Regions from separate parts of the Homo sapiens genome. Here region 1 is linked to region 2. The links are chromatin contacts, found by Hi-C in ENCODE. All regions are on one chromosome and are shown on one strand. Each heading gives the region's core, a stretch centred on a gene start or an enhancer-like site at or near the end of the contact. The rest is flanking DNA. Distances are from core to core; before and after follow the strand shown. Region 1 has its middle 90 kb from the start of NAMA. Region 2 holds the start of NAMA (non-protein coding RNA, associated with MAP kinase pathway and growth arrest).

Region 1 (3,814 bases), core at 388-2,887, 91 kb before region 2:
ATTTCACAGCTAAAGAGTAAAAACAAACAAACAAAAACAAAAACAAAAAAAAGTCAATCCCTTTTAGTTTACTTACAAAATGCCTTTGTTACCTAAGCCCTGGAGGAATTATATTCTATGGTTTTAAATATGCTTTTATCTTCCAGAAGGGATGATCTGGAGGCCTGGACACCCAACCTGGTCTTCTAGCGATGTGGTAGCCTGAGCTGTACTCCATCACCTGAATGGAGTCAGAGAAACTATTGCTTATATGCGAATTCATTCTGTTGAACCTCACGTCCATTGAGATGTTCATTCCCCTTAAATTAAGCTGCAGGCTTTGAATAAATTTTTAATTCCTGGCATATCTCCAGGATCCAACAAGTATAATTTGGGCCCCATAGTGTGCATGTTCTGGTGTAATCATATTTCTCTTTTATTTTTCATAGTGCTTTCACATTTGTTATCTCACCTAGTTCTCTCAACAAGTCTATGAGGCAATGCTATACACATTTTACACATGAGGAAACAAAGGTCAAGTTCATGTAGCCAGTGAATGAGTGGCATTCAAGACTCAACTTCAGACTTCAGACTCTTCTATAGCTACATTTGTACTAAAATTTCAAAAAGAGCAAATATTTGTAAAGTGGCTTTATGTTTGCAGGGCACTTCTATATACACCATCTTATTGAATCCTTAGAAGTACTCTATAGTATAGGCAGAGCAAGTATTTTAATCTTCAGTTTATAAGTTACAAAAACTGAAAACCTGAGCCTCAGGCCCTATAGCTAGGTCTCAGGTCAATGGCAGGGACTGGATTTAAAAATGGAACTTTGAAATGCATGTGTCAAACACTTTCAAGGACCCCAGAATCCCTCGTATCCCAGGGCTCTTAGAGATCTCACTATGGGCCCTCACTATGGGGAAAAACATCTCACTATTTTTTATTTTTCCACATTAAAAATATGTGGAAAATACAATCTAAGGTTAAAAAATCCAACCACTAGCTTGGGGTAACCACTGGGTGAAGTATGGCTGAGGTGTTTAAGGTAATAAAATCAGATGGTAGAGACCTTTGTTTTGTTACCTGAGGGCAACCAGCTTTTGGAGATGGGATACAGTGTATCCGAGATTAGAGTCAGTAAGTGAAGGAGATTTTACCCCTTATCTCTGTTCCCTATTCACTGTCTATCCTCATTGTCAGGAAGTTTTTTTTTTTATCTGTAAATGAATTCCCTCTTGCTGCAATTTGAGTCCTTCTCCTCTTGTTCTGCCCCAGGGGAGAGGAACCTGGTTTGCCATCAAACCTTTCCTTTCTGTGTATTTATTCTGCCCTGACTAGAATCTAGTTGCTAGTTGTCTGGGTTTTAGTTTCCTGTATTGCCTGTACACTTGTTCTGAATGATTTTGTAGAGAAAGCCCTTTCCTTTTTGAGAATCACAGTGGTTACTATGAAAGCCATCTTTTGGAAAAAAAAAAAAAAGATTAATTACCACCCAACTTTAGGTAGGATGAATTCCAGTTAGGGTCAGCATATAGGTCTGAGATGACGCGAAGACACAGAGCAGGGCTGGATGCCTTTTGTAACCCAAAGCTGGATGTGGGGAAGGTCTCAGACCAGGCCTTGTGGATATGTCTCTGGTGGTGTGGAGTGTGAGCCAGGACCTGGCTGACGGTGCCTGGGTCTCAGCCCGCAGGGGTTCGCCCTCTCTGTGAGGACTGTGTTCCTGAAGGGAAGTCACCCGGCAACTCCTGATTTGGAATTTTCTCTCCTCCCCACATGGAATAATTTATGGCAAGCCCTAAAATAAGCTCCTTAAAATATCCAAACAATGTTGTTGGTGGTTTTTTTTTTCCTTCCCCCTAAGCATTTTACATCCAGGCCTCCATCAAGCAAATTTCGGATAAAAGGTGATTAGTGTTTTGGCAGGATTTTCATGAGGCTTTCTCTTGTATTCCTGCCAAAAAGCTTGCCAGGCCCAGATTTGATTAAAATGGCAGTGGGCTCTGCTACTTGAATGTAATTAGAACCATTCATTAAAGCTTTTGCTGACAGTTTGGCAACCTGTGCATTTTTCAGAGTATGGCCAGCAGCCCATGGAAACAGCTCAGGGGAGGAGTACTGGCCCACCAGCCCAGGCCAGGCTGAGGAATGGGACATGCTCTATGGCCAGGAGATTTTTGCGTGGCCAGACTGGCATTCACAGCTAGGGAGAGCTCTTTTAATTGGATTAAGGGGGATGGGAGTGCTGCCTTCTCATCAAAACCAAAGCTTAAGCGGGAGGTTTTGTGGTGCCTTTCATAGCGAGTACCATGTGCTTAAGTTCCAGTGACAAGCACCCTTGAACAAACCCATCACATGCACAGAGCTGCGCAAGGTGGTCAGGCACGCCATAGCAATGCCAATGTCCTATTCTTTCTACCTCTGGTGCCTACTATAGGGCCTGATACTGAGTGGATACTCAGTAAATGTTAATGAATAAATAACAGCCAGATGAGAAGCAGAAAAAGAAAATCTTGTTTATTTTGAAATTTGTTTATTAGTTTTCAGAGGTGAGGTCTCCCTGCCCCCAGCCTTGCCCCCTCCAAGCCATTCGCCATGGTGATCTTTGTAAAAGGTGAGTCTGGCCATCTTTCTGCCTAAAACATTTCAGTGGCTCCTGTTATCTTCTGGATGAGGTCCACCGCCCTGAGCATGGTCTTGGCTGCCTCTTGAGCTTCAGCTCTCACCGCCTGCCCCCCTACTCCACCCCCACCTCTCCCCCATCCTTTGCTCTGGGCTCTCTGAATTCCAAGCAGTTCTTGGCATAGTCTAGGAAACTCTCACTTTTGGACAAGTTGCCTCCTCTACCAGAATACTCCCATGCCACTTTATCTTCATCCAGTTCACTTGTGCGTCTTTGGAATTATTGGGTTGGTGCAAAAGTAGTTGTAGTTTTTGCCACTGAAAGCCACTTCTTCCACGAAGTCTTCCGTGTGATACACAGAAGTCTTTCAGAATAATTTTTTGGGCCCTTATCGCTGTAACTAACACAGTCTGTTGATGTGGTCTGAGTCCATATGTCTCAGTCCCACTGAAATGTTCCCTCCCTGAGGGCAGGGACTATGCCTTATTTACCTCTGAATCCTCGGTGCCTAGCACAGGACTTGAATATGGCCAGTGCTCAAAAAGTATTTTTAAATGAGCGAATGGATGTGGCTGAACAGAATGAATATATTAGGTACCCAGTGATTTGATTTGTAGGTCTTACCCTTGTGCAGAGTGACTCCAGTGCCATGGTTTGACCCACAGGTGGTTCATTGATTCAATCCCTTAGCAGGTGGTGAGTGGTGCCTTTAAGACAGCCCATAGAAGGATCAGGAAGGCATGTGCTTAGCTCCGCAAAGGGACCTCATGCTGGGGAATCACAACCTGGTGGGATGGTTTGGTTTGCCCAGCAAATCCCTGCCCTGTCACTGCCTTGATATTGACTCTAGTTTGTGCTTGACTCAGCTCATGGCATTGCTCACCCTGACTCCAAAAAACAGCTTTGGCTTCAGTCTGCCACTCTGTCCTGGCCTCTTTGAATGCTATTTGTCCATTGTTATTCTGGAACTGAAACCCCAAATTATAGTCACACTATACTATGACTTGCAGTCCCATTTCATAGGTTGCATGATGAACTAATGGAAAGGCTGGAAAACATCATGGAGAAAGTCAGCAACACAGCCATGTCTTGGATGCTGGGTGTGTACTATGTGTATCATAGCAACAAGCAAAAGGGCAGAGATGACACTTTTAAGGTTTGTCACCCAAAAGGTTTTAAAGAGCAACTCACAACGGAATTGAAGTGAA
Region 2 (3,868 bases), core at 1,087-3,586:
AATTTTTGCATTTTTAGTAGAGATGGGGTTTCACCATGTTGGCCAGGCTGGTCTCGAACTCCTGACTTCAAGTGATCCACCTGCCTCAGCCTCCCAAAGTGCTGGGATTACAGGCGTGAGCCTCCGTGCCCAGCCTGCAGTCGATTTTTACATTCAAGTTCACACATGAGCCAGTGAAAATTCCCCTACTTATTCTTACTGAAATTTAAACTCTAGAACAGGGCAGGTGAGAGGAGAGGAGCTGAAGGAATATCTGCACCTTCCCTGACTCTACCTTGGCAGCCTTCAGCAATCCTGGAGAGTCTCACCCCTTCCCACAGAGGAGCAGGGACTCTAAGCATCTTCAAACAATCAGTGCCATTTTGTGGGAACTTAGATCCAATATATCCCTGTTCACGGGTCCCACAATGCTTAGAATGATGCACTGCCCTGAGGAGTTTGACAGACGTGGCAGAGGAGAGAGGCAGGAGGGAGGAGGAGAAGAGACACTTAACAAGTGTCTGTGAGGTGGCGTTTACATTTAGAATTCCCTTTCCTTTCAAAGGAATCTCCAGGATAGCCAAAGAGTCCAGCTTAAAGGTAGCCAGCCAGAAAAAGTGCCCAAACCACGCAGTGAGATCACACCTTTGAAGACCCCACCTTGGCATAGACTCTACGGCTTTCACGAATGATGCTGAGCTCTCAGCAGCACCAGAACCTCAGGCTCTGACACCCACAAAGCTGCAGGTCTCCAGGGCTGCTTGGGCCAAAAGGTGGGTTCTGGGCAGCCCCCTTCCTCCTGGTCCACTTCTAAACTACACTCTTCCCTGGGCATATCTGATTCATAAAGCCCAGGGCACGTGACTGAGTGACTGAAAACAACAGAAATTTATTGTTTTACATTTCTGGAGACAAGAAGTCCAGAATCAAGGTGTTGGCAGTGCTGCCCTCCCTCTGGAGGCTGTAGGGGACAATCCATTTTTTGCCTCTTCCAGCTCCGGAGCTGTAGACATTCTTCGATTTGTGGCCAAATTGCTCCAATCTCTGCCTCTCTGATCACAGTGCCTCCTTCTCCTCCCTCTCTGTGCTAAATCTCATTCTGCCTTACATTTATAAGGACATTGGCACTGGATTTAGAGCCCACCAGATAATTTGGGATGATCTTCTTCATATCAAGATCCTTCACATCTGCAAAGATCCTTTTTCCATATAAGGTAATAGTCACAGGTTCTGGGGATTAGGACATGGTACTTTTTTTTTTTTTTCCGGAGGAGGGTAACCATTCAACTCACTGTACCTGGCTATAGATTCAAACCACCAATGAGGCTTTTTATACAAGTACAGATATGGAAGCCTACTTAGACCAATGGAATTGAAATCTTTAGGGCTGTGGCATCTAGACTGCATTTTGTTGTTGTTGTCGTCAGCTTTCCAAGTATTGTGCTGCTTAGCCTGGCTTGAGGACCAGTGATTGTACAATCCACCTCTTTATACAGCTGAGACCAGAGGCCCAGACAGGGGCCAAGACTTCCTCAAGTCACATTGTACAGGCTTGGACCCCCAGCAAGTGTTCCTCAGCCACTTCCAGCTGTGTGCAGCCCCCATCCCACCAGGACCCTTCAGGCTTTCAGAGCACCCAGGTGGCCAGCATCTTCTCTGGCTTGCTCTTAGCTAGGATCCTTATGAACTTTCTCAAGATTCAGGACAATGCCTGGCCTCAGATTGGATGGGTCCCCAAACAGGGGCCAAATCAACCTGCTGACTTGCTGTGTGACCTCAAGGAAGTCACTGAACTTCTCTTTTTCTAGTTTGCTCGTCTTTAACATGGAGGATTCAGCTCATTGTGCTCTAAGGCAACTTTCATAGCAGAAATGCTGTGATTTGGTAATTCTAAGCATCTGAAAATGTTTTCTTTGGCCCTTGGCCATCCCAGGATGTTTGATAAAATCTGATCATTTGGATAAGTCCCAGAAAAGGAACAGATCAGAGCCTGCGTTGGGTGCTGGGAGCCCACCTGATGGGAGAATGTGTGTACATGTGGCGGGGAATAGGGAGCATGGTAAAGTGTGGAGACTGAGAACTAGAAAGAATTAAAGATTATTCAACTTGTTCCAAATATAGAAACTGAGCCCCAGAGAAGGAAATGATTCGTTCAAGTTCATACAGCTAGTTAAAGGCAGAACTGGGATTAGAATTAATCCATTCCTGGGTTTTTTCCCCTACAATGAGGATGACAAATACATTTCCTTTTCTGCCCTCTGATCAATTAGCAGTGGCTACCTTGAGCACTGACTTCTGGAAGGTTCCCAGGTTCTTCAAAATTCAGCAAGAAGAATGCTGATTGATTAGCAATGTCTGATATGGCCACAGGAAAGGAGAGTACCCAGAATTTGTCAGCCAGGACTTACCAGGACTTGTGATAGAACAAAATTGCCAGTGGGGAACTTGAGGCTCATTCCTCATAGAGAACCAACAGGTGAAAGAAAAGCAGTAAACTACATAATTCCTTCTGCAGAAAACTCTTTTAAGTGCCTGGCCCAAAATTCAGAGGTGGTAGTCAATGCATGCTTAGGGAACCAGTTCAGTCAAAGTTTGCTAAGTAACACTGGGAACAAATAGTATTGCAAACTGTGAAAAGGGAAGCAGAACAAGATAACGAGTAAGGTAGAAACACATGGTACAATGTGCACCAGAAGTTTTTGTTGTATTTTTTAATGTTGCTCCAACTGTAATATCACTGCTTAGACTGAGACAGTGAAATTAATTGATTTACTTTCAGAAGCATAGTTGCAAAGTTGTATGTAAAACTATATGAGCATATGGACTTGCTAATTTCTCCATGCCTAGATTTAATTCTAGTCAATAACAATAACAACAATAGCTATGTCATTTAATCCTCTTGACAACTTTATGAGGTAAATGTTTTTATTATCACTGTTTAACAGATGAGGAAACTGAGGTATAGATGGGCTGAGGGACCTGTCCAAGTTCACACAATTAATAGGTGGCAGAACTGGGATTTGAATCTAACTTGTGATTTCAACACGTCCCTCTAATTAAAAGCTGGACCCAACCTGAGGCATATTTGAGAACTCATGGAAGTTACTAGAAGTGGGGTATAGGCCTCTTCAGAACTGGCCTTGAAATTTCAACTCTTCTTAATACAAAAGCAACATCATGGTCTTTCTCTTGTTTTCATTTACTAGGCTCCAAATCACCAAACTTCTTTGCCTCTCTGGGAAAACTAAATGACCCACCACTTCAGAAGAAGGTCATGGGGTCTGTGCACAGCTTTTCACATCCTCCCTGAAACACCAACACGCCCGGTCCAGGTTAAAGGATATCAGCACTGCCACACACTCTTCTTTTTCCCAAATTAATCAAGAAGTAGGAATTTCTGACAAATGCCATCTGCTGATTTTTCAGAGAGACAAGTTTTGGTGGTGTGACCAGCAGGTGCCTCGGCTTTTTCTAGCATGCAGTACCAAAATAGTCACCATGGCAACCCTGGGAGGGCAGACTTCCAAAGAGATGCATTGTGAGCTCAGAAACTCTAGAGCACTTTCAAGCTAAAAGGAAGGAGGCTCAGCAGTGGGTTTCCAACTGTGGCAAGTAGCGGCTTCTCCCCACATCCCTGGGCTGGACCCCAGGCCCCTGCATACTGGGCACAGCCAGGACCCCCCGACCCCAGGGCCTGTGCTTCTAGGAAGAGGGGGAAAATTGAATTTGTGGGGAGTGGCAGGCAGGTGGAGCAGGCAACTCCCAGATTTCTTGCAGGAGCTAAAGTAGCATGGAGGGTGATAAATGGTGCCCACCTGGGTTGGGAGGCAGGAGAATTGGGTTGAAATACCTGCCCTGTCACTTGCTAACCAATGACCTTGGGCAATTG

Evidence for each region. Hi-C counts contacts between places; a loop is a spot of excess contacts on that map. Pooled maps may share reads with other maps.
Region 1: a loop to region 2 is called in a map of ovary, with 5 times the contacts of the local background. The contact joins the enhancer-like site here to the promoter of NAMA in region 2. A Hi-C loop is called at or near these places in 3 of 168 maps with a recorded cell type or tissue (aorta, ovary and right cardiac atrium) and 2 of 50 pooled maps.

What each region holds. Positions count from the first base shown.
Region 1 is chr9:99,463,684-99,467,497 of GRCh38, reverse strand. No RefSeq gene overlaps it. Among named protein-coding and RNA genes, the nearest start is that of NAMA, 90 kb to the right of the region's middle. Within about 2 kb of position 1,637, at least 3 of the 41 ENCODE cell types and tissues checked have a DNase peak (open chromatin) inside an H3K27ac peak, as active enhancers do.
Region 2 is chr9:99,373,725-99,377,592 of GRCh38, reverse strand. It overlaps NAMA (non-protein coding RNA, associated with MAP kinase pathway and growth arrest), which reads left to right and starts at 2,336. Exons shown (of 6, transcript NR_102271.1): 1 at 2,336-2,455; 2 at 3,186-3,587.